Linked DNA regions of Homo sapiens: region 1 is linked to region 2. Evidence: chromatin loops called from intact Hi-C (ENCODE). Cell type or tissue: CD4-positive, alpha-beta T cell. All regions are shown on one strand. Links, peaks and the distances in the headings refer to the core of each region. The heading gives the core; the rest is flanking DNA. Region 1 overlaps KLF9 (KLF transcription factor 9). Region 2 overlaps KLF9-DT (KLF9 divergent transcript).

Region 1 (15,576 bases), core at 2,504-10,503, 88 kb after region 2:
CCCAGAGCCACCAGTCTTCAGCTGTCTACTCTTGTTGTTCTGACTCTGGCTTATGGTTGGTTTTCATGAACCTCGGTTAGGAGTGTCAGCAGAAATCTTGGACTCTGACCATACCTACTCTGTATTTTCCATAGTTATCCAGAAGCTGCTTCCTTCCCATTGAAAAATAACCTGGTTGTGGGCCCAAAGCTGTATTAGTCAGGACAACAGAATCCAAACAGGGACTGGCTTAATAAAAAAAATGAAACTTTATTGGTTCAGGTTACAAACACATCTAGGGGTAGCTCTCATTTCGGTGTCTGTGGATACAGGCACTCAGTTTCTGCCTCTCCATGGCTCAGTTTTGCTGCCTTTTGCTACAGCCTCATTCATGGGGTTGGTGGGGGCTGTCTCCAAATAGTGGTGAGATGGCTGCCCGCAGTTCCAGACTCATATCCTGCCACTTAAGCAAACCCCAAGGAAAGACAGTTTTCCATTCCCAAAGATTCCAGCAAAAGTTCCAGGCTTTAAGCTCCATGACTAGTTCAGATTGTGTGCCCCATCCCTGAAATGAATCACTGTGGCACGACTGGGTCACATCCAATCTCTGGGTCTGGAGGTGTGGGGTCACCCTCCCTGGAACTACATATATCCAGAATGGGGAAGGAGTTGTTGCCAAAAGGAAATTTAATGTGTTATTTATTATCCAGAAGGGAACAAATGCCAGACAGGCAAAACCAACACCCATTCTCTCTGTCATCCCATTTAGTTAGTTATTTATTTTTATTTGTATTTTTTTGAGACAAAGTCTCGCCCTGCTGCCCAGGCTGGAGTGCAGCAGCACAATCTCGGCTCACTGCAACCTCCACCTCCCTGGTTTAAGCCATTCTGGTGCCTCAGCCTCCCGAATAGCTGGGATTACAGCCACACCCCACCATGCCAGGCTAATTTTTGTATTTTTAGTAGAGATGGGTTTTCACCAGGTTGGTCAGGCTTGTCTTGAACTCCTGACCTCAGGTGATCCACCCGCCTCGGCCTCTCAAAGTGTTGGGATTACATGTGTGAGCCACCATGCCCGGCTATCATCCCATTTATAACTACCAACAGGATTTTCCAAAGAACAGAGTTTGACAAAATGAGAGGCAAACAGTACGATATTTTTTTTTCTATATATTTTTCTTCCTTTTGGTGGGAAGGAGCTCCGAACTATCTCTGGAGTTCAACCCGAAAGATAGGCCATAAGTGAATGTACAGAAGGGTCTTTGCAGAAGATAGATGATTTTGACAGGTATTACATACGCTTAGGCAAACACCCACTGGCCCTCCTGAGTGGATGTTCTAGAAGCCAATAATAAAAGCCTCACATGGAACAAGTATAACAGCAGCAGGGTGAACTTCAAAGCCATTGACTTGGTTTTAATTCCAGTCTGTCCATTTTAATGTCCAGAGAAACAAATCATGTTTACAGGAACATTTATTACCCTATATGCTAATAGGTAAAAGCCTAGTCTATGCAAAGACGAGCTGTTTATATGGCAGTTCCCACTGGGATTCAGAAGTGTATTCAGTGTGCACAATGCCCAAGAAAAACACTGTAATAAATCATAAGAGGCAAAAAGTAGAGCTTAAAAACAACTTAACAAAAACACATAAAAGTGACTTAACTCCCTGTGCTCTGTAATTCTACAGTAGTTTTGTACCATTACCATTTTAAGGAAAATAAGCAGAATGACAACCAAACAGCTGGCTTTCTCTCGTATTGTAATCCATACTCATGGCCAGCCCCAAAATGCTTGTTCAGTGAGCATTATCCCACTGAAGCGGGGGGTTCCCAGTGTGAAAAACATAGGCTATTTTCTCTAACCTGAGGCATTTCTTTTTCTTTTTCTTTTCTAATTGATTTTATTTTATTTTATTTTTATTTATTTATTTTTTTTGAGACAGTCTCGCTCTGTTGCCCAGGCTGGAGTGCAGTGGCATGATCTCGCTCACTGCAACCTCCGCCTCCTAGATTCAAGCAATTCTCCTGCCTCAGCCTCCTGAGTAGCTGGGACTACAGGGACATGCCACTACACCCAGCTCATTTTTGTACTTTTAGTAGAGACGGGGTTTTACCATGTTGGCCAGGCTGGTCTCAAACTCCTGGCCTCATGTGATCCACCCACCTTGGCCTCCCAAAGTGCTGGGATTACAGGCGTGAGCCACTGCAGCCAGCCTAATTTTTTTTCTTTTCTTTTCTTTTCTTTTTTTTTTTTTTTTTTTGTGAAGGAGTCTTGCTCTGTTGCCCAGACTAGAGTGCAGTGGTGCGATCTCAGCTCACTGCACCCTCTGCCTCCCAGGTTCATGTGATTCTCCTGCCTCAGCCTCCTAAGTAGCTGGGATTACAGGTGCCCGCCACCACACCCAGCTAATTTGTGTATTTTTAGTAGTTGATAGGGTTTCACCATGTTGGCCAGGATGGTCTCGAACTTCTGACCTGAAGTGATTCACCGGCCTCGGCCTTCCAAAGTGCTGGATTACAGGCATGAGCCACCGCACCCAGCTAATTTTTGTATTTTTAGTAGAGACAGGGCTTCACTATGTTGGCCAGGCTGGTTTTCCTGAGATGGGGTCTCACTCTGTCACCCAGGCTGGAGTGCAGTGGTGCAATCACGGCTTATTGCATCCTCATGCTCCTTGGCTCAAGCAGTCTCTCACCTAGGTCTCCTGAATAGCTGGGACCACAGGCACGCACCACCATGCCCAGCTAATTTAAAAAATTTTTTTTTTTTTTTTTTTTTGGAGATGGGATCTCGCTATATTGCTCAGGCTGGTCTCGAACTCCTGGCCTCAAGTGATCCTCCTGCTCCAGTCTCCCAAACTGTTGGGATTACAGGAATGAGTCACTAACACCCAGCCTAACCCGAGGCATTTCTTCCCAAAGCCCTGCTTGCTCCTAAATTTCAAAACACCCTCTAGAAATACATGCCCAAAGAGGGGACTATATTCCTTTTCTGAGATCTCAGGGGGAGGGTTGAGTGGGGACTGTTTTGTGAAGGGTGGACAGCTCTGACCTGCAGTTCTTTGTGGTCTTTGGTGCCAAACATCAAGCCATGTGACTTAGTGGCTCACTCCATCCCAAGAGTAGAAGGGTTAAAAGCTTGAAAAGCTGCTGGTGGCCCATGTGGCATGTATGAGTAGGATTTATGGCCACTGCAGCCATACTGTGGTGTGCATACAGTGTGCAGAGGTTGAGCCCAGAGGGAAAAACCTGGATGGAAACACTTGCTGGAGTGGCATCACTTTTCACCATGAGTCCTTATGAATGCCACAGCCTAGCAGGTAGAGTACGTGTTGACTAATCAGGCATCAGTCTCTCCATTTCTGCTGCTGGGGGACAATCTTTTTCTTGGCATTTCAGGGTCTCAGTTACTTCTGCATTAAATTGTATTCTCTTTTGGCTAAATGTTTGCAAAATCAGGGTTCTCTCTCTAATTCGGGGTCCCTTGCCTTTCCTTTCCCTGGGAGTGATCTTCTGTTTGGTGGGCATGGGGCTCATCTCTTGTTTCAGCCTCGTGGGAGAGCCATCCATGTTGCATGCTGTCCTTTGACCTTGTGGTGATGTCCACTGAGACGTCTGTCATGCACTTGCCTGTGTCCCCATCCTCACAGGCTGACATCAGTGGCTCTGGGTGTTAGATCCTTGCACTGTGACCCAGTCCTCCTGTGGATTTCTCCAACAGCACAGTTTTGGGCTCAGGAACACAGTCCTTTTCCCCACCCTGCACTTTAGAAGGGTGCGCACACTGAGACCCCTCTCAGCTGTAGCTCCCCAACTCCTCAGGTGTTATGGCCTGTGTGGGGCTTCCAAGAGGACCTTATTTGTATAAGGCACTTCCTCTAGGCATGTCTCGAAGGCTGTCTCTACAAGGAGAATAAAGACCTGGATATTTCTTAGAGACCTCTGTGTCTCTAATACAGTCCTACCAGCTCTTTCTCTTTTTCTGCCCCTCATGTCTTGGTTGGAAGATCTGGCAAATTGAGAGTTTTTTTAAGCTCAAGGACTTAGGTTTTCTAAATGCTACTTTGAAAATTAAAGCTCAGTGGCAACTTATTTATCCTAAACTATGTCTGATCCCCCTGAGGCAATGCATTTGGAAGGAAGGGCCTGGAAGGCAGAGAATTGGAAAAAAAGGCACTGTGAAAGGTCAGTCTCTGTGCTTTTAGTTTGAGTCCAGGCTCTTCTTTCACATCTAATCTCATTTTGTGCATAAAACTGAAGGAGCAATTTGAAACCTGGTTTTAATCTGGTCACACACTATTGTGCAGGGCGTCCTTGGGCACGTCATCTGCCCTCTGAGTTGGCTTCATCTAAAACATGACAGGTTTGAATTCCATGGTGATAAAAATCACCAAAATTGCAAAGATTCAAAGAATCTGTTCTTGGGATAGCTTTGCCATTAGGCATTTATATCTTGTTCAATATTTAATGCCTAGGTAGATATTTATTATCTATGTTTCCCACAAATAGCTGAACAAAGGCAGCATAGTCTGGGATGGCAGGAATTACCTAGTCTGGGCCAGGGTCTGGTCTTTGAAGGGCTAGCTATGTGGTTGTGGGGAGGTTGCATCATCTTTCTGGGCCTTTGGAGGATCCCTAAGATTTCATCCACCTCTAAATTCTGTTACTCTGACTTTTATGATCTTTTATCACACTACACCAAGAGGCAGATCTTCATTGTGTTAAAAATTTATGTTTAGGGTCCACATTTTGCCTCTGCACTATTTTTAGTTTTCAGGCAGGGCCATATAACTGAGACTTCAAGACAGCTCTTGGCCAGGTGCAGTGTCTCACGGCTGTAATCCCAGCACTTTGGGAGGCTGAGACAGGAGGATCACTTGAGCCCAGGAGTTTGAGACCAGCCTGGACTACATAGTAAGACCCCTGACTATACAAAAAATAAACAAAATTAGTTGGGTGTGGTGGCATGCACCTGTGGTCCAGCTACTTGGGAAGCTGAGGTGGGAGGATCACTTGAGCCTGGGAGGTTGAGGCTGCAGTGAGCCAAGATCACGTCACTGGGTGACAGAGCAAGACCTTGCCTCACAGAAAAAAAGAAAAAGAAAATGTATAGTTTTTGCTGAATCAAGAACCTAAAGAGGCAAGAATCTGTTGTCAGCTGGGCACAGTGGCTCATCCTTATAATCTCAGCACTTTGGGAGGCCAAGGCAGGAAGATCACCTGAGCTCAGGAGTTCAAGACCAGCCTGGCCAACATGGTGAAAACCTGTCTCTACTAAAAATACAAAAATTAGCTGGGCATGGTGGCAGGTGCCTGTTGTAATCCCAGCTACTTGGGAGACTGAGACACGAGAATTGCTTGAACCCGGGAGGCAGAGGTTGCAGTGAGCCGAGATCGTGCCACTGCACTCCAACCTGGGTGACAGAGCAAGACTCCATCTCAAAAAAAAAAAAAAAAATTCTGTTATCTGCTGTCTTTTGTTTGAGGTCTGCTGGAACTGCATGTGCTGTCTCACAGATAGCTGAGGTTGGGAATGTGTGCACGATATTTGGATATGCTTGCTTCTTAGACTCTGACATGCTTAAATGAGGAAGTGCTGCATACAGATGTCAGAGACACACACCCACTTCTCATTTCAGAACCTAAAGCATAGGACAAGTTGCTTTCTACAGATAAACACAGAGATCCGGAAGTAAAATCTCACACCTAAGCCCTACACTGTCTCTGTTGTATCAACAAATACAATATAAACGGAAGCCAAATCACAAGCAGGATTCAGTGAGAGGTCAGAAGCAAATGGTAGTAATATGATGGGATGGCATTCAGGCAGGATTATTCTTTCAAAGCCTATTTAACATTTTTATTCGTTCAGAACATCTACATGCAAAGCAATATTTCTGATAAACAGGAGACTTTTGAATGAATGATTTTTGAGTTCAGTGTTCATTGAAATGATGTATGCAGAAAAATGTGGACTTCTCTGTACCCAGGAATGGCCTGCACACCTCTTCCGTAATGTGTATTGGTGGTTCTGCACATGAGGGTAATGGAGAATGGGAAAAAAGCAACTGTTCATGTTTCGTACCTGCATGTTGACATTGCTTTTTGGTGAGGAGAGAAGCCAGATGGTGATGGACAAATGGGGTGCTTGAGGCCTAGGGTCAGGGCAGGTCTATGTGGATGCATTCCCCACCAGTCTGGTCCATGAATGCTTTCTTAGACTCAAATCTTTGCACTTCTTCATGATCTGACTCCTCTCACCTGCTTTCTAACAAGGACACTCCTTTGTTGGGCAACCCTACTGTTACTGTTTGTGCATTTCCACCTCTGAAGGAAGGTTCCTGTCTGTTCTTATAAGAGGGCCATGTCCCTTTCACATATGGAAAAAGTAGGAGAGGTGGAAATAGAGGAGTGAGAAGACAGATGTAGTATATTCAGGAAGTTTCTGACTTTCTCCGTTTTGTTTTTTTTTTTAGTCAGAGTCTCACTCTGTCACCCAGGCTGGAGTGCAGTGGTGCAATCTCAGCTCACTGCAACCTCCACCTCCAGGGTTCAAGCGATTCTCCTGCCTCAGCCTCCCGAGTAGCTGGGATTACAGGCATGTGCCACCATGCCTGGCTAATTTTTGTATTTTTAGTAGAGACAGGGTTTCACCATGTTGGCCAGGATGGTCTCAACCTCCTCACCTCAAGCGATCCACCCCCCTTGGCCTCCCAAAGTGCTGGATTACAGGTGTTTACAAGTGTGAGCCATCACACCGGGCCAGGAAGTTTCTGACTTTCTGACAATTAGTTTGAGAAGAAGACAAAATGACTCTTCTCTCTTTGGTCATGGATCACTTACTGAAGTGTCCCAGTAATTTCTCAATAGAAAGTAAATCACCTACTGCCCTCCACTTCCATGCCCATGGAATATATTCCTTTTAAAATTTTTAAGAGATGAGGTTTCACTATGTTGCCCATGCTGGTCTTGAACTCTGGGCCTCAAGCAGTCCTCCCTCCTCAGCCTTCCAAAGTGCTGGGATTACAGGCATAAACCACCATGTCTGGCCTGGAATATATTCTTGATCAAGCCATTTGTGGAATGGTTTAAACTCAGATGTATCGCTGTTTTCTGTAAGACTTTTAAAAAATATTAAAATAACTTTTTCTGACTTTTTCTCATAAAAGAAATTTATACTCACTGTTTAAAAAATCAGAAAACATAGGGAAAAATTACAAAAGGAAGTAGAAGTTATTCTTTATCTCCTCACTGGTAGATAGTAATTGTTCAAATTTTGTATATATTCTTTTTACTTAATATTTTTTTAATTTTAAATTGTAGTAGAGATGGGGTCTTACTGTGTTGCCCAAGCTGGTCTTGAACTCCTGACTTCAAATAGTCCTCCTGCCTCAGCCTCCCAAAGTGTTAGGATTACAGGCATGAACCACCTCAGCCAGCCCATATTTTGTGGGCAACAGGATTTTTTTCTCTCCATATATATTCACACACTTATGCAGCTGATCATACATTGTTCTTCTCAGTTAGCAGTGTATGGCTAACATCTTTCCATTTCATTATATAACAGTCTGGTACCTTTTTCACAGGTACATATTAGTCCCCTGTAAGGATATACTTTATGTATTAAACCAGCCCTTTATTTTTGAGCATTTAAGTTACCACCTTTTAGCTCTCATAAGCAATGCTGGTATCCCTTTTCATGTCTCTATCTAATTATTATCAAATTAATTGCCAAAAATAATCTGCAGGAGAATATTGCCAGATGGCCCTGGATTAATTATAAATCCCACCAGTGTGGTAGAGGGCCTGTTTCCTCATGCCTCCACCAGTGGTCGGTATGAACAGATTTTTTAACGTTTTCACTAGCCTCACAGATATCTTGCTGGTGTCTTAATTGGCATGTTTTGATTACTTGTGAGATTGAATATATTTTTGTATGAAATATTAAATATTTTCGTATTTATTTCTTGGTCATTAGTATTTTATTTATGTATTTATTTATTTATTTATTTTGAGGCAGCGTCTGGCTCTGTTACCCAGACTGGAGTGCAGTGACACAATCTCAGCTTACTGCAACCTCTGTCTCACTGGTTCAAGTGATCCTCCCACCTGAGTAGCTGGGACTGTAGGTGTGCACCACACAGCCTGGATAATATTTGCATTTTTAGTAGAGATGAGGTTTCGCCATGTTACCCAGGCTGGTCTCAAACTCCTGGGCTCGAGCAATCTGCCTGCCTCGACTTCCCAAAGTGCTGAGATTACAGGCATGAACCACCACGTCTGGCCAGTATTTCTTACTTTATAAATTATTTATTTGCATCCTTGCCCACTTTTATTAAGTTGGGCTGTTCCTTTTTGATTTGCAAGTCCTTTCTGTGTTACAGATTTTAACATTTTGTCATATGCTTCAATTTCTTTTAATTTATTTTGATTCTTAAATTTTTCTACTTATATATATTTTTAACATGCAGAAGTTTAACATTTTTACGTATTCAAAACTATCCTTCAAGTAGGATTTTGCTTTTGGTTTCATGTTTAGAAAGTCTCTATTCCAGGATTCTAAAAATGCTCACCTATATTTTATCGTTATGGCTTTATTTTTTACATTTACATTTATAGCCCATTTGGAAATCATTTGAGTGAAAAGTATGAGGTAGGGACTAAGATTTAATTTTTTTCTTTTACCTGACATCTAAGCCACTTACTGAATTAAACATTTTCTGTTTCACTGATTTGAAATACCCCATTTACCATGTACAGAATCCCTATAGATTCTTAAGGTTATTTTCAGACCCTACTCTGTTCCACTGATTTGTCTTTTCCTGTGCTGCTATCTCACTATCTTAATTATTACAGCTTTAATAATCCATTTTAATAACTAGTATTGCAAGTGCTCACTTATTATTTGTTCTTCCGCAAAATTTTCTTGGCAAGTTGGGCATGTTTATTCTTCCAAATGAACTTCAGAAATAACTTTGTCAAGTTCTAGAAAAAGAAATTCTTACGGTGTGTGTTAATTCCGTAGATGAATTTGTACAGAATTGCCATATTCACACCATTGAGCCTTACCATCCAAAGGCATGGCAAGCATTTTGTTTGTTCATTTTCTTTTATATTGAGGCTTTATGCATTTCTTCACCAAGGTCCTGAACTTTTATTGTTAGGCTTATTCTGACTGGTTATGGCTGGCATATAAGAAAGCCAGTGCTCTTTTGTACAGTTACATCTGTGAATGCACCTTTAATTTAGATTAGATTTTTCAGTTATCTTGAATTTTTTCAAAGAGAAAGTTGTGTCAACTGCAAATAATTCTTATTTTATAACCCCCCCTTCTTCTCACCATTTACTTCTTATTTTATCTAATTGCACTCATTAGTATTTCCTGGAAAATGTTAAATTATAGCAATGGGAGCGGGTGTCCATTTATGCTTTGGGCTAGACTTTAGTAGTTATACTACCTTTATTTTACTGTTGACCTTGCAGAGGAAAGGTTTCAGAGCTGATCTTTTATACTGCTGAGGAATTATTTTATTTTCCTGAAAGCTTTTATTAGGGATGGTTGTTCAATTTTATCATATACTATTTTGTACACGATAAGAGTGTGTATATGATATTAAATGATACTAAATGTGTGTGTGTGTGTGTGTGTATGAGCTGTTAAATGGGGGAATAATATCAGTATGATTTAATAATATCAAATTGTCCTTTTTAAAATTACATTTCTTTTGTAGAGTTGGGGTGTTACTGTGTTGCCCAGATTGGTTTTGATCTCCTGGGCTCAAGCAGTCCTCCCATCTCAGCCTCCCAAAGTGCTGGGATTACAGGCGTGAGCTACCACAGCCAGCCCAAATTCTTCTTTTATCTATGGAATCCTAGTGCTGTTTTTGCAATCAGAAACCACTCTTTTTTTTTTTTTTTTTTTTGAGACAGGGTCTCAGTCTCACTCTCACCCAGGCTGCAGTGCAGTGGCACAATCATAGCTCACTGCAGCCTCAACCTTTGGGCTCAAGCAATCTTCCCGCCTCAGCCTCCCAAGTATCTGGGACCACAGGCAAGCACCACTACGCCTGGCTAATTTGTTGTATTTTTGGTAGAGATGGGGTTTCACCACATTGCCCAGGCTGGTCTTGAACTTCTGTGTTCAAGTGATCCATCTTGAGCGGCTGAGCATTATTTTTCTTCTAGAAGAAGTCTTGATTTTCTACATCTGCAAGAAACTTTAATTCTTAATTGGCACTGTTTGAGCTCTGTTCTGAAAAGGAGGCCTAAATCCCTTAGATTTGTTTTTTACCAGATTGGTTTACTTTTGCTAGATGCAATGGAAGCTTTTGATTTTGTATTTTTGACTTTCCTGTCTCCATTAAAGTTAGACCCATCCCTGGACTTGGGTGGGGCAGGGAAGATGAGAAGAACCAGGTAGGAAAGAGACGACATTCAGATGGCAGGCCTCCCTGACCCCAGGCAGGACTTCAGTGGCAGCCTGGACAGCTCAGGGAGTCTGGGGAGGGTTGCCTATGTCCAGTGAGCAAGCTTGGCACTTGGCAAGTACCCGGTCTCTGTCTTCTCTATGGAGAACTCACCTCCATTCGTTTCAGGACTGCCCACAAAAAAATGGGCTTCATTTGGCATCATCAACTAATCAGCAGTCGAGGAGGCTCCCTCTCAAAAGCAGCAAGTGTCCTTTTGTGCTAAGTAGGCAAGCACATAGCCAGGGGGCCCCAGTCCACTGTTCTTGCACCCTCCGTAGGCCCAGGAGAATTCTGGAGGCCTGATGACTGTCTCTGCAAAGGAAGTCTTTTACACATTGTGCGCAGTGTTCAGTAGCTTTTTTGATCACATTTATTTTATACTCTGAGCTGAGTCAGTCAGCAAGAGGTGCTTAGCTTGTTACTGAAAGGGGCGGGGAGTGGTATATAAATAATGAGAACTCAGAGAAACTTGTGCTGTTAACAGCTCTGCTCCAGTAAAGTGGAGTTTATTGTGTCACTGCCTCTGGGTGTGTTTTCCTGTGAAGGCCAGAAATAATGCAGTGGTACAAGTGTGTTGGGTATTTTTTTCCCTATCCCCAGGAGGATGGTAACTCTCTCATTAATACTAAAGACAGGTTTAAAGATTCTCTAATTGATAGTTGCATTGCTGTGTGATTTGTTCAGCGTGAAGGCTGACCATTCTCCTTTAGACCTTAGCACCGAGCCTCAAAGAGAGGGCCTGACTTGGTTTCCCCCAGGCTGCCAGACGAAGGTGGAGTGACCGTCTCTCTAGGCCAGTCCTCTCCTCCTCTGTAGATCATCTCTGGTCCCATTCAGCCTTAATTCTGTTCTCGTCTACATGTGACTTCCCCATTCCATGCTTTCTTAAGTGCAAAACATCTATCATTTTCTAAATAATACCTTATTATATGACTGTCATTAACTTATATGCTGGGATGTTAGATTCAACATCATGGCATGTTAGATCCAAACTCTCCACTGTATTAAAAAGGTGGGAGATTTTTCAAAGGGCTACAAATTGTAGGTCCCTAAGCAGAATCCAGCCTGCGTACACACCACTGGGTGGCACCATAATTTATAATGTTGAAATTGAATGCCTCTAAGTAGGGGAAGCACCCTGTTCAGTTCACCATGGAATCCATTATGATCCATGATTGAATGCACCTGCTCCCACCCTGTCCCCGACCTGTGTCTGGCTCCTGAAGACATTTGAATTTACAAATTCTGGTGGCCAGTTAGAAGTTCAAGTCCTCTGTTATTTGTTTATTTACTTGAGACAGGGTCTCACTCTGTTGCCCAGACTGGAGTGCAGTGGCGTGATCTTGGCTCACCACAACCTCCGCCCCTCGGGTTCAAGCGATTCTCATGCCTCATCCCCAGTAGCTGGGATTATAGGTGTGCAACGCCACACCCAGCTTCAAGTCTTTTGATTGAGATCAGGAATCAACCAACTTTTTGCAAAAGGTCCTGATAGTAAATATTTTCAGCTTTGCAGGCTGTACAGTCTCTGTGGGCAACTGCTCAACACTGCTGTTTTGAGAATGCAGCTGTAGATAATACTTAAACCAATGAGCATGGCTGTTTCCAATAAAACTATATGCAGACAAGGAAATTTTAATTTCATATAACTTTCTCCTGTCATGAAATATTCTTTTAATTTTTTTCAACCACTTGGTAAAAACCGAATATAAGAATGGTATAAGCTATTCTTAGCTCATGGCAGGCCAGATTTGGCCAGTGGGATGTGGATTGCTAGCCCCTGATTTAGATCACTGACCAAAAAGTTTTTAAAGTTTTCCAAAGGATGCCAGATAAATCAAAATGATCCCGGGCCTTTTATACTAGCAACTCACTTCCAAGCAGATCTTTTTTAAATGCGTAAAAATGGTAAACTTGAATTATACAAGTTACATGAGTCTAACGAAGCTTCTATTTGCTCTTGATTTTCTCGGGGCTCTGTGGGTGTCCCTCTCTGCTCTCTGTGAAACACTTCAGGGATAAGGACGCTAGGTCAATGACAGCACTTGGATTAGAAGCAAGGAGAACCATCACAAAATGACAGCTCCAAGGGGCAGTCAAGAGAGTATCACTGTCAGCTAGGTCGAAAGTGAATTCAGTGGGAACAAACCCTGATTACACTTGAAATATATGTAAGTCACAAGCATAGAAACTTAATAGTTCTCCTATTCTGATGGCTTCATGCCAGTTTTCCATGGTCACTTCTAGAAAGCCATCTTCCTAACACAGCGAGAGTATCTTACTCCTTTTCCAGTCCTAGCCCACAGCTGAATGGTCTTCTGGTCCATTTTCCCCACAGTGGACACAGATCCCCCAACTAAATGAACCCCCTCCTCTCATGACTCACTTGAAAGAAATGAGTACACATGCCAGTGAGGAGGCTAAGCCACATTAGCACTCCTCCAAGAAAACCACTTCTAATGAGTTTTTGTCTTAACAAGCATTGAGAAAACACTGAGCTCTTCCTTTCATTGTTTTCCTCACCGCCACATCAGAAGGGAGTGGAGAAAGGGCTCCAAAAAGGACCGAGCAGAGAGGGCGTTTTGTTTTGGTTTGGTTTGGCTTTTTGCAACTTAACCATTCTATGAGTTCTGACCCCTTGTTATATTTTTCATAGAACATGTTTAGAAAAACATTTCCCCCATAACTGCTTCACTGGGGTTAAAGAGGACTTCACTGCAGTCTAATTCTGCAATAGCTCAGGTTTCTCCAGTAGCCAGTAATATCTGAGCAGATTTCAATGTGAGTGACCAGGAGGAGGACGAGAGAGAGAGAGAGAGAGTGTGTGTATGTGTGTGTGTGTGTGTAAAGTTTGAGCATTTACCAAATGCTTGGCACCATGAGTAGGACAAAAGTCATACATGACATTATTTTTGCCTCAAGAAGCTCAGCCTTGATGGGGTTGTAACAATCTGTATTTTGACTTTTGCTCAAAAGTCTGCTGAAGTGGGTTAAAATCCTGTTTATCTAATGGAAGTTGCAGAAGTGTAGTTTTCAACTCCATGTCTTTATTGAGTTTTTCACGGGAAACTCTTTTTTTTTTCCTCTTTGCAGCCCCATCCCCGAGCATCAAAATGCATCAATAACCCTAGCTCTTATCCACCTTGAGTAGGGCCCAGCATTCATTGGTTTGCTATTGCCTTTTGCTGCCGTAGCTTTTCAGCTCAGAGCTCCATAAGGGTTTATACGTAGATCTGCACATAGAGAATCAACTGCTACAGATTCGTTTTACCCACATTGGGTTTCCTCGAAAAGTACGTTGTACAGGGTGTTGTTATGACTATTGCTCTGCTTAGAAAACAGCAGAGAGCCTTCATCATGAATAGATTATCACAAAGGTGATAGATTTGGTTGTTTTATCATATTTCTGCATCTCATCAGCACAGGTTAAGAGACGCTGGGGAAAATAGAATGAATAATTTTGGATGACTCAAATGCACCACGCTGGACAGCTCCCAGCCTCTGCAGTTTCTCTATGGGTTCTGGGAAGGCCGGGACAGGAGTGAGAAAATATTCACTCCTCACACCTAGCCAAGGAGTGTCTGGAGAGTTCTGCGGAAACCAGGAGGCTGTGTGTCCTCTGTCTATGCAGCAGCTATTGTCAGCTGTGCTTGGAAAGGTGTGAAGAGTAGGCAGAGGCAGGCTCTTGGGAGCCAGGGCGATGGCAGTCACTTATAAGTGGAACAAGTGTGGTTCTCATCTTCAACAGCTCGTCTGCTTGTCTGCCTGTGTATGTCCTCCCCAAACACAGACATGGCCTTCACCTCCCCTGCCTTCATCTTGTGGGGTGGGGAGCAGCAGGAGGTTATGGATGCTGGCCTGATAACATCTGGCAGGCAGGACTTAGCTGCATTTTCAGTGGGACACAGACATTAGTGTGAATCCAAGGAAAGCAATCGGAAAGAGGGATGTGGAAATTGTCAAGTCCCCAGGACCCCCAGGAGTCAGGACAGCCAAGTGGCCAAGAGCACGGGCCTTGGTAGACAGGGCCAGTTCATTACTCTGCTTTCCAGTTATGTGACCCTGAGTACAGAGTTTAACCCTCCAAGTCTCAGTTTTCTCATCTGTGAAATGGGGCAACCTTGTGGAGTGCTTGTGAAAATTCAGTGAGAAGGGCACGGGAAGCCCTTAGCTTTATGCTTAGAACAATGTTAGTTCATCTTTTATGAGGAATATAGAAGAAACTGGAATTGTTTGGAAATGGGAGAAGAGATTAAAGAAAGACATATCTGTCTGCAGATATTTAAAGGATTATGATGTGGCAGAAGGAACAAACATTTCTTTTTTTTTTTTCTTTTTGAGACAGAGTCTCACTCTGTCGCCTAGGCTAGAGTGCAGTGGCATGATCTTGGCTCACTGCAACCTTCGCTTCCTGGGTTCAAGCAATTCTCCTGTCTCAGCCTCCCAAGTAGCTGGGACTACAGGCGCACGCCACCACACCCAGCTAATTTTTGTATTTTTAGTAGAGGTGGGGTTTCACCATGTTGGTCAGGCTGGTCTCTTAACTCCTGACCTCAGGTGATCTGCCCGCCTCAGCCTCCCAAAGTGCTGGGATTACAGGCGTGAGGGATTACACACCTGGCACAAACTTACTTCTAGTGTTAAGACAATATGACTTAAAGTATGGCCTTTGCAGGAAGGCAGATTTTATATCAATAAAAGATGTGACAGAGATGCTCAGGAACAACCAGATGCTGAGTGGCCCCTGCACTCAGGAGCTCAGGGAGAAATGCTCGTTCCAGGTAGGAGGCTGGTTGGACCCAATGCCAATTCTTTTCCATCCTACAACACCAAGAAATTTAGCAAAAAGGCTCAGCTTTTTTACTCTTGAAAGAATTTATGAAACCAGCAATTGTGTGGAATAAAACAGAAAAAATACTTTCCAGGGGACCCATAGGGTACCAAATGGCAAGCTCATTTGCTTAGAGATGTTAGCAACTTTCTCATTGTATTAGTTTGGGCTGCCATAACACACAACCACAGACTGGGTGGCTGAAACAACAGAACTTTATTTCCTCACAGTTCTGGAGACTGGGAGTCCAAGGTAGAGGCAGGGGACGGGTTCGTTTCATTGGAGGCCTCTCTCCT
Region 2 (15,576 bases), core at 5,162-13,161:
GCAAGAGATCATGATACACAATCACAGGAAGCTGTTTCCATCTCTGTGCCTGAAAAGCCAAGACAAGGGGTGGTGATTCTGGAGCCATAGACGAACCTGTCCCCACCAGGATCAGGGCTATAGAGGAACACAGCCTCTCAGCCTCTGCCAAACCCTTCATGAGGCTGCGTTGGGGGATCAGAGGCAGCAAACACCTCATCCAACTGCCCTCTCACCTTCCAGTCTTCTGCTCTGTCTTCCACTGGGGAAGCCTATCAGTAACCTAAGGGCAAGGGAGCCCAGTGGGGCCAGAGAAGGGCCGAGAATGGATCTGTGGGAAGAAGAGGACAAACAGAAAAACCAACCAACTTGGAGGAAGTGAAAGCAGGTAGATAGTGAGGAAATGGATGCTAAGGCAGCAAGCATTTTTCTGTCTAAAGAAGAGATACAAGGTAAAAACAGTAGTGTCAAGCAAAGGTGTTTTTTCTTTTTTTTTTTTTTTCGAGACAGAGTCTCACTCTGTTGCCAGGCTGGAGTGCAGTGGCACGATCTTGGCTCACTGCAACCTCCACCTCCCGGGTTTAAGAAATTCTTCTGCCTCAGTCTCCTGAGTAGTTGGGACTACAGGCACATGCCGCCACATCCGGCTAGTTTTTGTATTTTTAGTAGAGATGGGGTTTCACCATGTTGGCCAGGATGGTCTCGATCCGCCCGCCTCGGCCTCCCAAAGTGCTGGGATTACACGTGTGTGCTACGGTGCAAAGGTGTTTTCTAAGCAAAAGAGACCTGAGCATGCCTTAAACTGAGACCCAGATCACCCAAGCCACATCACTGAGGTCATGGTGACTGGTTAATCCTGGCTAAAATTATGTTAAAAAGTTTCCATCAGAGCTATGCGTTTCAGATGACTCAAAAGATTCCAAGGATGAAGTCAAGGGGCAACTCGATCACAACACAACCCCGCAAGCGCCTGTTGACTCTAACTATCCATCTTTCACTAAAGAGCAGGCTAATCTTTTAAGAATAGGAAGACTTCCCGTCATAGTAAAATAAAGGCTACCGTATTGCATCCTGGGATCCCTGGAGGCTGGCTGGATCTAGTTCAAATAATTTCTTTCCGGAGTTGCTGTTGCCAAGAAGATTTAGAATAGCAAACAGTGGTGGTCAGTTGAGGTGAAGCTGCCTGTGCTTTTCAGCCCTTCTACCCAGGCACTTTGGAGAAATCAGCATCCGACTTTCCAACAACAGCCAATTGTAGTCAACCAACGCATTGCATTTATCTTAAAGGGTTAACTGTCCTCTGCAAAATCACTCATGAGGACAGTTAAAAAGGAAGAATTCTTCCTTGTGGTTGGAACGGTATGCAGGTGAACATCTGAAAAGACCAGCAGAATCTGGATCACTAGTGGGTGGTTAACTAAGAAAGACAGCACAGACTGCTGCATTCAGCATGAAGTGAAAAGGCTCAAAAAAGGCAAAGTGATCATTGGTCTTAGAGGGGTAGCTGCACTTTGCCAGGAAAATGAGGAGTAAGCCTTCCAGAGTTCAGTCTGCCCAGTGATTTACCACCAAAGTAAGGGCCCCGAGTACAGAGCTGTGCAGGTTGTACACTGCACAGAGCCCCCCTCTCCCAACTGCCCCACTTTCCTGCAAAAAGGGTAGCAACAATTGGAATCCAGCATGCACTCCAATCACAATGCTGTGTGCCCTAGCATGCAGGTGGGTCTGCCTAGAGGAAGGGATGACTTTTTATTTGCACAATGATGCTATCCACTTGGCAAACCATGTTCCCTGGGGACTGCACTGCCTAGAGGTGGAAGGAGAGGTCTATTTCTGATTGTAAGAAAGCTGCTATCTGTGCTAACAGCAACACTGGCCAAAGTCTTCCTAATTGCTAATAATGCATTTACTCTTTGAGACCGAGGCTCCCTCTGTCACCCAGGTGGGTGTGTGCAGTGGTGCAGTCTCACCTCACTGCAAACTCCCAGGCTCAAGCCATCCTCCCACCTCAGCCCCCCAAGTAGCTGGGACTAAAAGTGCATGCCACCATGCCTGACTAATTTGTTTGTTTGTTTTTGATTTTTTGCCACAGAGTCTCACTTTGTCACCCAGGCTGAGTGCAGTGGTGAGATCACAGCTCGCTGCAAACTCCACTTCCTGTGCTCAAGCAATTCTTGTGCCTTGTTGCCCAGGCTGGTCTCGAACTCCTAAGCTCAAGTGATTTGCCCGCCTCAGCCTCCTAAAGTTCTAGGATTACAGACACGAGCTATTGTGCCTAGCTGCATTTAATCTTCATGTCTTGCCTAAGAGAACCTTGCACATAGCCAAAGTATGAGTGGGAGAAACTCAGAAAAGATGATAATAGTAATAACAACAATCCCTCTTTTTTGTTTAGCCCTTATCATTTTAAATAACACTTTCCTATCCAGAATCTCATTCAAGCCTCAGAGCAATACCAGGTTCAAACTGGGTAAAGATAGCCTTTCCCATTTAAAAATTGTGGAGCTGAGACTCAGATAGTTGGGACTGAAATCTCAGTCTTCTGATTGCAAATTCCCTGCTCTTTGCACAAGACAAACAAACAACAACAACAACAAAAAAAAACTACACATTCAGAAAAGCTTCTAGGTATATCAGCTTGGACAGCCAGAGCCTATTTTCCTGTCTCCTCGGTAACAGAACAGTGATTTTCCTCTGGGGACATGCTGCCGATCTCCGTTTATGTTCTTCAGCCTGGGGAGAGACAGGCAATTGAGGCCTGGAAATTCAAAGCATTGCCATAATGGCTAGTTCAGGAATGGGCATGCAATCCAACCAGAGCCCATGAGGGGTGAGGAGACACTTGCAGTACTTGAGACAGGAGGGAGGCCCGACTCTCTTCCATTGGTCTTAGGCATGGAAGAAGGTGTGTCTGGAGTCATTGGCTGCCGTCTTGCCCCCATGTGGAATGCGAGAAAGGCAATGTGGATGATAGGGAAGCCAAGAGACAGGGTACACGTGAAATCATTTGAACCTCTGGTTTTAGGCACACACTCCAGTACTTTTTATTTACTTGAGCCAATATTTTATTATTTAAGCAGCTCAAGTTGAAACAAAAAGTACATCATTGCAACTAAAAGTGTCACCAGGCAACTAAAATTGCATTGTCTGTCACTTGGCTGAGTCAGGTAGTTTCTTCTTCTTCTGTCTTGCTAGTCTTATGCAGATACAGGCAATGCCACTCACAGCACTGGGGAACAGCATAAGGTTTAATTGCCAAAGACTAACGCACAGAAATTCCCTCAGTGCCATGATATGGCTAATCACCATCTCTCCTCAGCAGCCTGGAAAAGTTAAGGAACGCCGCTTTGCCCAGATGCCCAATGGAGTAGCCTAGCCTGCTAGACATTGTGAGGCAACTGTGTAATGTACTAAGAATTACACCTCACTTAGTAGACATTGAGCGGTGCTCTAATTGTGCTTGGACACCTGCATCAGATGGACCCCTGACAGTGAAAAGATGGCTCCCAGTGGCAATGGAGGTTTATGCAAGAGACAGAACAAGAATCTTCTCCTTCAAGCATGGGAAATAAGTCGTCCCCTTCAGTCTGACTGATCCATCTTGGGTCATGTACTCACCATTAGATCAACAGCAGATGGCAGGAGAATGACATTCATTCATTGGCTTAGACTAACCAAGATCTATACTGGAGCTGCAAATGGTGTCAGCTTCTTCTGAGTCACAATAAGAGGAATAGAACCCCAAACTGAGATTCCGCTGAGAAGAAAGAAATAGGGACTAGAGAGCCGGGCACAGTGGCTCATGCCTGTAATCCCAGCATTTTGGCAGTCCGAGGTGGAGGTGGGTGGATCACATGAGATCAGGAGTTGAGACTAGCCTGACCAACATGGAAAAACCCCATCTCTACTAAAAATACAAAAATTAACAGGGCGTGGTGGCATGCGCCTGTAATCCCAGCTACTCAGGAGGCTGAGGCAGGAGAATCGCTTGAACTCGGGAGGCAGAGGTTGCAGTGAGCCGAGATCACGCCATTGCACTCCAGCCTGGGTGACAGAGTGAAACTCCATCTCAAAAAAAAAAAAAAAAGGAAAAGAAAAAAGAAAGAAAGAAAGAAAGAAATAGGGACTAGGTGTTGGGTAAAATCAAGAATGTCATTACAACCACTACTTGACCATGTGACCCTGGGCATATCCTCTAACTCTTTGGGCCTCGGTTCCTTGCCTGCAAATTGAAGAGAACACAATCAAGGATATCAACACTCCCTATCTACTGTAATATGCTACAACTCTAGTAACTCCTCACACAAAACAGGAAAACCAAGTAGACAGTATGGGAGGCAGGGAAATTTGAGAATGGTGGTACTTGCTGATGTTCACTCATTTCAAACTTGCTTCACTTTGGGGAAGATATCTTGACAGGACAGAGGTATGTTTAAAACTTTTTTGTAGAGGCAGGATCTCACTATGTTGCCCAGGCTGGTCTCAAATTCCTGGCCTCAAGCAATCCTCCTACCTCCATCTCCCAAAGCACTGGAATTACAGTTGCCACCAGGCCAAGCCAAAGTCAAGATTTTTACTCTCCCCAATTACAATAAAAAACAATCAAAAGAATTTTCCAGCTGTCTTTATTACAAAGTCATATTTCTTATTATTCCATATTCTCTGGCATATAGAAAAACAATTTTAGGCAATGATGATCTGTTTAAGCAAAGTCTGGATTTAGCTTTTTTCTTTTCCTGGACCTGATCAGATCAAACAACTATAGCACGTTATAAATACCTGGGAAGATTTTTAAATCCCGATGCCAGGTTATAGCCCGGACCACGTAATTCAAAATCTTGAGAGGTGAGCACCTGACCTCAATAGTTTTTCAAGCCCCCAGGTTATTCTAGTGTGCCCCAAGGCTGAGAACACTGCCTTTGAGTCTGCCATAAAATCAGTGTCTGCTGAACCCCAGTGGAGAAAGGAAGGTGAGTGCCACACTTCCCTACTCCCAACTAGAGGAAAAATAAAATTGTTGCTGGATCTTTAAAGTCTAATGATTCCTGAGATATCTGGGGGAAGGAAGGTGTTGTTCTGTCTCAGGATTCTAAGCTTTATTAATAGGAACTAGCCAGAATGGGAAGTCTCGCTCCTAAGCAGCTGTAATTAAATCATATTCTCTGATAAGATGGCCCTTCCCAACTCATCCCCCATAAAGAACTGTGGCTGGTCTTACTTCTGGAAGTGCCTCTAACCAGAGCTGTTTCTAGGGCTCCTTAGCAGAAGGTCACTGAAGTTATTTTATTATGATTTTATTACAGAAAGATTTAAGTAAAAGGGGCCAGAGAGGGCACCTGAAATATTCCAAATATTCACCAGGCAGAAGCACTTAAGAGGGACACCTTCAACTGGAGAAGCTCCAATTTGGGGCTAATCCAAGGGTGTGTCCACGTGTAGCCTGAGCCAGAGACTAAATGCAGGCACAAGAAGTCACCCCGGGCAGCCTAGGAACGTTTAAGGTGAGGCATACAAGTGATTTAGTTCAAGGCATAATCTGTTCTGTTAACAGCATTTTCAAATGTTCCCCAACCTCTGACTTCTGAGACTGACAACATTCCAAGAATCTGAGACTAAATGCTGGAGGGAAAGAAAATATTCCTACCACTAGCTTAGGAATATTGGGTCATTCCTTGAACCAGGGGTGAAGATGAGTACTTTACTGGAAACCAAAAATTTGTACTCCCTCTGCTCGATCATATCTCTAAATAATTTGAGGGCTGCGAAGCATAATTAATTACCAAAAATATGAATTAAGCAGCTACTGCTTAGGGCTGTGCAATGACTAAAAAGGTTTGGTCTCTAATTTATAGCTGGTACTTATTAAATATATGCCAATTGATTTGTAAGAATTTATCAGAGAATAAATAAAACACACACTCAGAAGCCACTACTCATGCACAGGCATTATTAAAATGAAGACTACAGTAAGTTTTCCTTTCTCTGTTGTAACCTAACCACAGCCACTTACTGTTTATAAGCCCACTACAGGCTTATAAGCACATTACTATAAATCTTGCTCAATATGAGGATCCTATCCTCTTTTTTTTTTGTCAGATCGAGTCTTGCTCTGGTTCTGTCACTCAGGCTGGAGTGCAGTGGCCCGCACCCAGCTCACTGCAACCTCGTCCTCCCAGGTTCAAGTGATTCTCGTGCCTCAGCCTCCAGAGTAGCTGAGATTACAGGTGCACGCCACCATGCCAGGCTAATTTTGTGTTTTTAGTAGAGACGGGGTTTTGTCATATTGCCCAGGCTGGTCTGGAACTCCTGGGCTCAAGCAATCCACCCACCTCAGCCTCCCAAAATACTGGGATTACAGGCATGAGCCACTGCGCCCTGTCCTTCTTTTCAGAGATGCAATACAGGCTATTTATATAAAAGGCTGACATGAGCCAGCACAGGAGTGCCAGGTATACCCCGAATGCTAAGAGGATATCAGCACCAGGCCCCAGGCTCTGTGGGAAGGATTCAATGCGGAGAAAAAAAACAGCACTTGTCTGTGACCAGAGCCATGCTAAAGCCATTGACTTACTTTCATCTTTTCTTTAAAACTATTTTTTTGACACATAATTGTACATAGTGATGAGGTACATGTGATATTTTGTTACATACATACAATATGTAATGATCAAATCAAGGTATTTAGGATATCCATCACCTCAAGTATTTATCATTCTTTGTGTTAGGAACATTTATCTTCTAGCTATTTTGTAATACACAATAAATTATTGTTAACTATAGTCACCCTACTGTGTTATCAAACACTGGAACTTACTTCTTTTATCTGACTGTATGTTTGTACCCATTAACCAACCTCTCTTCATCGTCCCTCCATCCCCAGGCTCATTTTATTTTTTATTTTTTATTTATTTATTTATTTTTGCGATGGAGTTTTGCTCTTGTCGCCCAGGCTGGAGTGCAATGGTGTGGTCTCGGCTCACTGCAACCTCCACCTCCCAGGTTCAAGCGATTCTCCTGCCTCAGCCTCCCAAGTAGCTGGGATTACAGGCACCCACCACCACACCCAGCTAATTTTGTATTTTTAGTAGAGACGGGGTTTCACCATGTTGGCCAGGCTGATTTCAAAATCCTGACCTTAGGTGATCTGCCCACCTCGGCCTCCCAAAGTGCTGGGATTACAGGTGTGAGCCACTATGCCTGGCCAGATTTATTTTAATCTTGCCCCTCAACCCAACCTCAATTGGGATGGGAATCAGTCTAGGCTAGTTGGGGTCAGGGGAACAGGTTCAAGTCAGATGCAGATAATTATAGAGCATGAAGCACACACTGCAATAATTAGAACTCTTTTAGCTGTGACTTACAGAAGCTCAACAGAAATCAATGTAACCCATAAGAGAATGTATTGGCTTCAAGGTATAGTATTAGCTGGATTGAAGTGCTCAAAAGCTGTTATCCAGAATCAATTGCTTTCCATTCCCTTACTCTCAGGATTTCTTCCATGTTGGCTTCATCTTCAGGCAGGCCCTCTCCCAGTGGTGGTAATAATAATTGCCAGAGACTGGGTACAGTGGCTCACACCTGTAATCCCAGCACTTTGGGAAGCCGAGACAGGTGAATCACTTGAGGTCAGGAGTTTGAGATCAGCCTGGCCAACATGAAACTCCCATCTCTATTAAAAATTTAAAAATCAGCCGGGTGTGGTGATATGTACCTGTAATCTCAGCTACTCAGGAGGCTGAGGCATGAGAATCACTTGAGCCTGGGAGGCAGAGGTTATAGTGGTCTGAGATCCGCACCACTGCACTCCAGCCTGGACAACAGATGAGACCCTGTGTCAAAAAAATAAAATAAGAATAATAATTGCCAGAGCTCCAGGATCACATCCTACCAGCTTAACAGCCCAGGCAGTTCTAGCAAGAGCCCAGGGCTAGTTCTCACTGGCCTAGCCACAGTCACAGACTCATCTGTGAACCAACATCTGTGACCAGGGAATGCAGTTCTCTCATGGGCCAGGCCTCGGCCTCATGCCCACTTCTCATTCAAGGAGGAAAGGTCAGCGCTGCTCATACCACAAGGACTAAGACTTAGAATAGAGTAACCAAAAGAAAATCAGGGTGTTTTCCCAGGAGAATGGAAATAAAGGGTTAAAAACAACAGCTCTCCACTGCCTTGACGGTGCTGGCCCACTTTGTGGATCCTGGAGTTATGACACCTATTCTTACCCTCACTCTCCTTAAATTTCCTGTGCCCAAAACTTAATAGGCAATTGAATAAATAGTTTTAAAATGAATCAATGAATGAATCTAGTTGAGAGCATAAAACATGAACTATTTAAATATTCCACAGTATTTGGTGATATGATCAATGTAAACTATAAAAGCAAAGATGCAAAAATAAAGGAAGGAATGAGGGGATGCCATAGGGAAGAGGTAAGGCCTGAACTGGGTCTTGAAGGATGGGGAGAAAAGGGGAGGGGAATGCGTTCCATGAAAAGTCACAATGTGGGCATAGCACTGAGATCAGACAAGTACCATGAATCCAGGGACAGAGAGAAAACTTGCCAGGCTGGGCTTCACGTGGGCAAATAATGGGAGAGGAGTGGAGGAAGGTAGGAGGGCCCACCATGAGTCTGGGGTGGCCATCTGAGGACCCAGAACTGTATCCTGTAGATGCTGGGAGGGGGCAGAAAGGAAAAGCTGGCACTGAAGGAAGAGAGAAGAGTTCAGTTTGGGACAAGATGAGGCTGCAGTGTCAGCAGGAAGCATGAAGTAGGAGAGTGATGATGACAGTGCTGCTTTGCACAGATAAGCCTGGCGGAGACACGGAGGGGGCTGGACTCTTAGGGGTGAGCACGGAGGCAGGGTGTCAGTGGGGAAGCTGCTGCCAGGTGGAGATAATGAGGGTCTAAACTCCATCCCTTCAGACTGCCTTTTCCAGCCCAGCTTCAGAGGCCCTTTCAGCAGCCCCTGCCTGCCCATTACTCTTTCTCTCTCCTGCCTGTCCTGGCTCCTGACATGATAGCATGTCAGATATTTGATTATCCAAGAAACTTCAAACTTGAGGAAGCTACACATAGAGAGGGTCTAAAGCATACGGTGCAAAGACTACGCCTTGCTAAATGACACAGAAGTCTCTTAGCAAGGCATGGCACAGAAGCATGGGTGAACCAAGGAAGATACAGCTCACTGTCCAACTCTTCAGAACGTTTTCTGAATAGCATTAAGCACTGGATTCTGCAAACCAACTGATTGAGTTTGAATGTCAGCATCACCGTTTACTGGCTGTGTGATCGTGGGCAAGTTCTTTCTCTTAGCCTTGCTATTTCTCATCCGCAAAAAGAAAGTATAATTGAACTTCCCTCAGAGGCTTAGTATTAAAACTAATTGTGTTAATAATGTATATAATGGGCCTGACTCAATAAAAGTCTATTATTATTATTTGCATCTGGGAACATCACAAGTAAACCTGTTGGTAGGACTCACCTAAACTTCCTCCCAAAGCTAAAAATCCCAACACATAAGGGAGGCCTTTGGAGATGGGGTTAAGTCCTCTCCACTGATCCTCAGGCTGAGCTGAGTCTGTCCTGAAAGATATCGACCACTAGAGGGAGAGTGGACTTCCAGAAACCACAGTCCCTCAACCCAGTGTCTTTCAAACTACGGGTTTGAAACACATTAGTGGTTGTGATACCAACTTAGTGGGACCCGACTAGCATTTTTTTAATAAAATAAAACAGAACATATCTGCATTAATTTCAGAAGATACAGGTAGATATTGTTTCATGAAGCCCTTTGCTTTAAATAATTATATAGACATGTATGTTGTTGGTCCCAAAATAAAGTATATTTCTCACTGTGAGTCATGGTCAACTATCAGGAGATCTTGAGAAACACTCCCATAAATGATGTACAGGAGAAAGCTACCTGTGTTGTTCATTCTCAAACACCAACAGGCCACATTGAGGTGAGTCATTGCTCTATGTTAAAGAAGAATCAGACACAGAAGTAGAGGTCTGGATTTAACTAACGACACTCCACATTGTTAGGAATTGTTTTCAGATTCTCTTCCTCTGGTGTTCATTAGGCACCTCTCAAGGTCTAACCTGGCTGTCCTTTTTCAGGCCTATAAATGCCCTGTGTGGCTCTCATCCTAGGTGATAGCATTTACTCCCAAGGCTTCCATTGGTTCCTCTGTGTGACTGAATCCTGAACTACCTCTTTGGCTTTTAACTCCAGATATGTATTTCCAAATGATGGCTAGAATTCTCCCCATGGATGTCCCATAGACCCCTCAAATTCAACCTGTCTGAAACCCAACTCATTATTTTCCCTTTATAAAAAGAGAAGTAAAAGACCCTGGTCCTGTATTCCTTCTCTTGGCTCCTCTCTCCTAGCAGTCACTGTATTAGGCTGTTCTTGCACTGCTATAAAGAAATACCTGAGACTGGGCAATTTATAAAGATAAAAGGTTTAACTGGCTCACAGTTCTTCAGGCTGTACAGGAAACATGATGCTGGCATCTGCTCGGCTTCTGGGAAAGCCTCAGGAAGCTTAAACAATCATGGTGGAAGGCAAAAGGGAAGCAGGCACATCACACGGCCAGAGCGGGTGCCAGAGAGAGGGAAGAGGTGCCACACACTTTTAAATGACCAGATCTCGTGAGGACTCACTCATTATTGTGAAGACCGTACCAAGAGGATCGTACTAAACCATTCCTGAGAAATCCGACCCCATGATCCAATTGCCTCCCACCAGGACCCACCTCCAACACTGGGGATTACATTTCGACATGAGATTTGGGCAGATACGGTTTGGATATCCAAACCATATCCAGTCACCCAGGTGAGAAAATTCAGTTATGGTCAAGTTTTCTTTCTCCCTCTGTCATTGCTGAGTTGAGTCATTTATCTGTCCCAGTGCCTCATCTGTCCAGTCTACTTTTCCCTCCCACTCGTACTATTTCAGATGATTTGTATATCTTCTTAGTGGTCTCCCTGTTTCCAGCCTCTCACCTTTCCCATGGATCCTTCCCATGGCCATCAGCTACCTCACCAAAACAGACTGAATCGTGTCATTCTCTCATATCATTCTGGTCTTAATAACATGCAATAACTCCCAAGAATAACCAAAATAAATAAAATATGTAAGCATGGGATTTAACTCCCAAGTCAGGAATGACAAATGATTCCATCCCAAGTGCCAATCCCAACTGATTCATTGAGAACTATGTTGAGAAGAATTCTGAGGCTTCATTCAAATTCAGGAAGAAAGGTTAGCAAGGGGCACAACAGGGGGACGTGGGTATCCCTGATCTAGGCTCAATCTATTTTTTTTTTTTTGCTTCTTCCCACATAACTCTACCAACCATTCAGCCACAAGAACTACTTATCATTACCCAAATATACCATGCAATTCTATTAACGACAAAGACTATAATTCCTTTCTTTACTGTTAGCTTACTCTTGCCTCAACTTCGTATCAGAATCCTCATCCTGTTCCTCTACCATCAGAGTTTATTATGTGTATCTCTACTGAGCATGTATCAACCTCCTTTGTATTATAAATATTATATTTTTTATTTTTTGTAGAGATGGGGGTCTCACTATGTTGCCCCAGGCTGGTCTGGAACTCCTAGGCTCAAGTGATTCTCCCATCTCAGCCTCCTAAAGTGCTGGGATTACAGATGTGAGCCACCATGCCCAGATGTCATTTGCATTTTAAATACTATGTTATGGATCATGTGTGTGAGTATGTATTTCTGCCTCTCCCACTGGACAATAAAGTCTTTGAAGGCAGTCAACATATCTTACTCATCTCTCAACCCCTAGATTCCAGTCACCAACTTAAACATAGCAAGCATTCAGGGGGGCATTTATAGAATGAATGAACTATTTAATATTCTGATGGCATGTTGACACGTGACTTTTCAACAACAAAAGTCACAGGGGGAGGCTGAGGCAGGTGGATCACGAGGTCAGGAGATCGAGACCATCCTGGCTAACACAGTGAAACCCTCTACTAAAAATACAAAAAATTAGCCAGGCATGGTGGTGGGCGCCTGTAGTCCCAGCTACTCGGGAGGCTGAGGCAGGAGAATGGTGCGAACCTGGGAGGCGAAGCTTGCAGTGAGCCAAGATCGTGCCACTGCACTCCAGCCTGGGCGACAGAGTGAGACTCCATCCCAAAAAAAAAAAAAGAAAAAGAAAAAAGTCACAGGGAATCTCTGGGAACTAGCCCCATCTCAGAGTAAGGACTCCTTTCTAGAGATTTCCTTATTACCAGCAGTCAGCAAAAACCATAAGACAGCAGCCCCAAACTATGAAGCAGGTGGTAGAACTGAGAATTTAGGAGAAAAATCTCTCATTGGTGCAACAGCATAACACTGGACACTTACGGATGACTCTGCAAGTATACAAGACAAGCCTTATGCTCCTTTCACCAATCAAGCTCGGAAGATGTGACTTTCCCTGTATCACAGGAGCACCCCTAAGTAGAAGGAGACTCAAACCCACACCTCACACTTCAGATCCACAGCTCACACTTCAAAGTTGTGCTCTTCCTGCTTCACCAGTGAGTGTTTGGTGAATTTTACTCCAAAGAAAGGAATCCACTATCATTAAAAACTAATAATAGTACATTGGAAAATCACTGCATTGCACCATTCTGTCTATGCTATAAAGGTCTCCCACTCAGATCGTCCAAGCAACCCCCTAAACAACTGGAGACTCAACCCTATGACTAGGTGAAGATGGCTTTGGTTTTTTTGGTTGTTTTTTCCTGTGGACCTCATCTAACTTGAAAGTTGTGGGTTTTGTTTGTTTGTTGTTGCTTGAGATGGGGTCTTGCTATATGAGGATGGTTTTTGAAAAGGTATTTCCAACCACCTTACTTTACCAAGCATTAACAGCTTTTCTCATTGGTCATTTATATGGAGGCCAGTGACCCAAAATCCTTACAATCAATTATTTCCAGTTATAACAGCAAACTGGGAACACTATTTGGAATATTGTAATAGCTTGAACAACTGAGAGAGAAGTCACCAGCACAAGGGGCCTTACCTTTCCTTTAAAGGAAAATAACTTTTATTACCGTTACTCCCTGAACACCTAAGAAGAAAAAAAGAAATTGAAGAGAGACAGTGACAGACTCGTTAATTTCCAAAGTTGATGCCAAGTCCTGTCTTAGAAAACGGACATCACAGGCGCTTTGCTCTTTCAGGAAGTGTAATGCTTGGGATGGTCAATTTTGAGTAGCGAAAAAGCAAATGGTCTAGGCCAAAATCCGAGAGATCACCACGATTTCAACGATTTGGGGGTTATCTTCCCTGTCTTTTCCCTCTTTGTCTGTGTGGTTCCTCAAACAAAGTGGGTTGGAAAAGTTCAAACTCAGTTCACAGAAGAGAACATTCTGTACTGGCACAACAGGCTGGGCTGCTCTGTGTAAAACAAGATCAACAGCATGATCTCAGCTGCCGCGGCGGCAGCAGCAGGCACCACGCCGCCGACCCACAGCCCGGCGTTTGAATGCAGGGCTGTCAAAGACGATCTCTGGACAGTACACTGCGAAGGTGGGGACCCACACATACACACACACACACGCACACGGTACGTCAGAAATGACTTTCTGCCCCTTGTAGTTCAATTGTTACTTCCTCTCCCCAGAGGGTCAAGAAAGTTGTTTAGATTTTTCTCTTTGGAGAGTAATTACAGCTGCAACATTTCCAAGGGAACAACCCCCTGCGTGTGCACTTCAGCTCTGGCATTGATTGGGGCTTTTCAATCTGTTTGGATGTTACTGTAATCAGATGACAGCAGTAATACTAAGTACATTGCTGCCCGGGCTTAGGGAGGGAGGCAGTGAGGGAGGAAAGAGGGGATAGAGGATCAAGTTCATTGTTACCCTAACCCCCACTCCCAGCTTTTCTATTTTCTTCTGGATCCAAAGCTTTTTCCTCCTTTGTCTAGAATTTAAAGTGCAATTCAACACATACTTATCGAGTGTTTATTTTGTGCCAGGGCCTGTCCCTAGAATAATACTAGTAGCAAGGTTGTTCTAGTGAAGTGAAATCTGGCCCTCACACCCATCAGAAGAGGAAGGACAGGAAAAGGGAAAGCTGTGTATGGAGACAGGTGGCAAGGCGGGAGGGGAGGGCTGCCAGAATGAAGGATGGACAGGCCTGAATATGGGTGGGTGTTTTAAAGTATGACAAAGCAGACATCTGGAACGGGGCTGCTTTTGCATTGCCCTTTCTACGTTGACTTCAAGCCTATTTGCAAGAGGAAAAAAATGGCAAGAATGCACAACTGCCCGCCCCAGGAGGGATGGAACTGCACCTCAGCCTTCTTTAAAGGTTCCTGTTTCCCCGCTGCTGTGGCAGGAGCAGAGACCAGCAGGAGGTGAGCAGGGCACAGAGGGGCCTCACAGAGAAACAGAAAGAGGATAATCAGGGCCTCCTAGGCAGTGGCTTTGAATCCTAATTTGTTGGGTGAACCTCAGGCAAGTTTCTCAGATTTGTGCCCATGAGTCTCTGCGCTGTCAGCTATTAACTGGGGAGAGTCTACCTATTAGTAGAACTATTGTGGGATTTAAGGAAATAATATCTCCCTTTGCTTGGCAGACACTAGGTATTTAATAAATAGTAACCATTGTTATTATTAATGTAAGTACTATTCAGAGAAAGCTGTTAACCTGGTGTCAATTAAGAATTTGCACCAATGTGACCTCTGAAATGTTTTCTTGCCCACGTATTTTCACAATTTATTTACTTAGTGAATGTCTATGGAGCACCTGTTTGTAGCCCTGTGCTCTATTCCAGGCACGGCAGGAGGCACTGGGGCAACAACAGTCTTGTCCTGGAGAGCTTCCTCACCTTTCCAGGGAGGGCAGTTTACACAGGGCAGCAAACCCTGGGTGGCAGACCAGCGCTTCCTCACTGCCTACCTTCTGTCATGTTCAAGCTTGTTTCCTCTAGGTCCAAGATCATCTCTATGATTGTGACCAGCCATCCCATAGGAAAAGAAGCTTCCAGAGATACTGGGGAACAAGGATTGTTCAGGGACAGCCCTGATGTGAGACACTTCTCAGAACTGTTCTTCCAGAATGTAAACACCCTTTCCCTTTCTCACTTCAGGACCAGAGCTCCTGCCAAGACTTTGAAAAACAAGTTACACAAGCACCTTTGGGGAGGTTGGCCATGCCACACCACAGCTGTAGCTACATGGGAGAGGAGGAGGGAGCTGGCCTCAAGGACTTAGTCAGGGACAATACTTCCACCCCTAAACACAAGTTCACAGGTCCAAGAGTCCAGTAGAACACAAGCCCTTGGACCACCACACCATGCCCCAGCCTGTGGCCCAAGGAGTCAGTCACTGAGGATAATTTCGCAGACTCCCCTGCCACCATCACTGACAGATCCCAGAGTTCAAAGAGTAATCAATCGCCTGTCATTAGAGCCAGTGCTCAGGCCCAGGTGGGGCTTTCTTGGAACTGGTCACTGGGATATCTTAAATTCTTTTTTTTTTTTTTTTTCCAGACAGGGTCTCACTCTGTCACCCAGGCTGGAGGGCAGTGGAGTGATCATGACTTGCTGCAGCCTCAA

What was found. A loop is a pair of places that touch in the nucleus more often than their neighbours do. Peaks named below come from ENCODE experiments on the same cell type or tissue, not always from the same donor. Only the 100,000 strongest peaks of a DNase experiment are listed, where the experiment ranks them.
Region 1: a loop joins it to region 2, with 3 times the contacts of the local background. A loop is called at or near these places in 3 of 110 quality-filtered maps.

Annotation. Positions count from the first base shown.
Region 1 is chr9:70,388,352-70,403,927 of GRCh38, reverse strand. The region is part of intron 1 of KLF9 (KLF transcription factor 9); the gene reads left to right. LOC124900273 (a long non-coding RNA gene) reads left to right here. Exons shown (of 2, transcript XR_007061576.1): 2 at 1-10,871. Among named protein-coding and RNA genes, the nearest start is that of KLF9-DT, 18 kb to the left of the region's middle. RefSeq lists a silencer at 5,464-5,513 and an enhancer at 5,464-5,766. In CD4-positive, alpha-beta T cell, for the core only: no CTCF peak of the experiment used is centred there; a DNase peak (open chromatin) is centred at 5,587; H3K4me3 peaks cover 480 bases; H3K27ac peaks cover 4,208 bases.
Region 2 is chr9:70,478,723-70,494,298 of GRCh38, reverse strand. The region is part of intron 3 of KLF9-DT (KLF9 divergent transcript); the gene reads right to left. Among named protein-coding and RNA genes, the nearest start is that of KLF9, 72 kb to the right of the region's middle. RefSeq lists an enhancer at 8,620-8,926. In CD4-positive, alpha-beta T cell, for the core only: CTCF peaks have their summits at 9,412 and 9,613 (motif pointing right); a DNase peak (open chromatin) is centred at 9,588.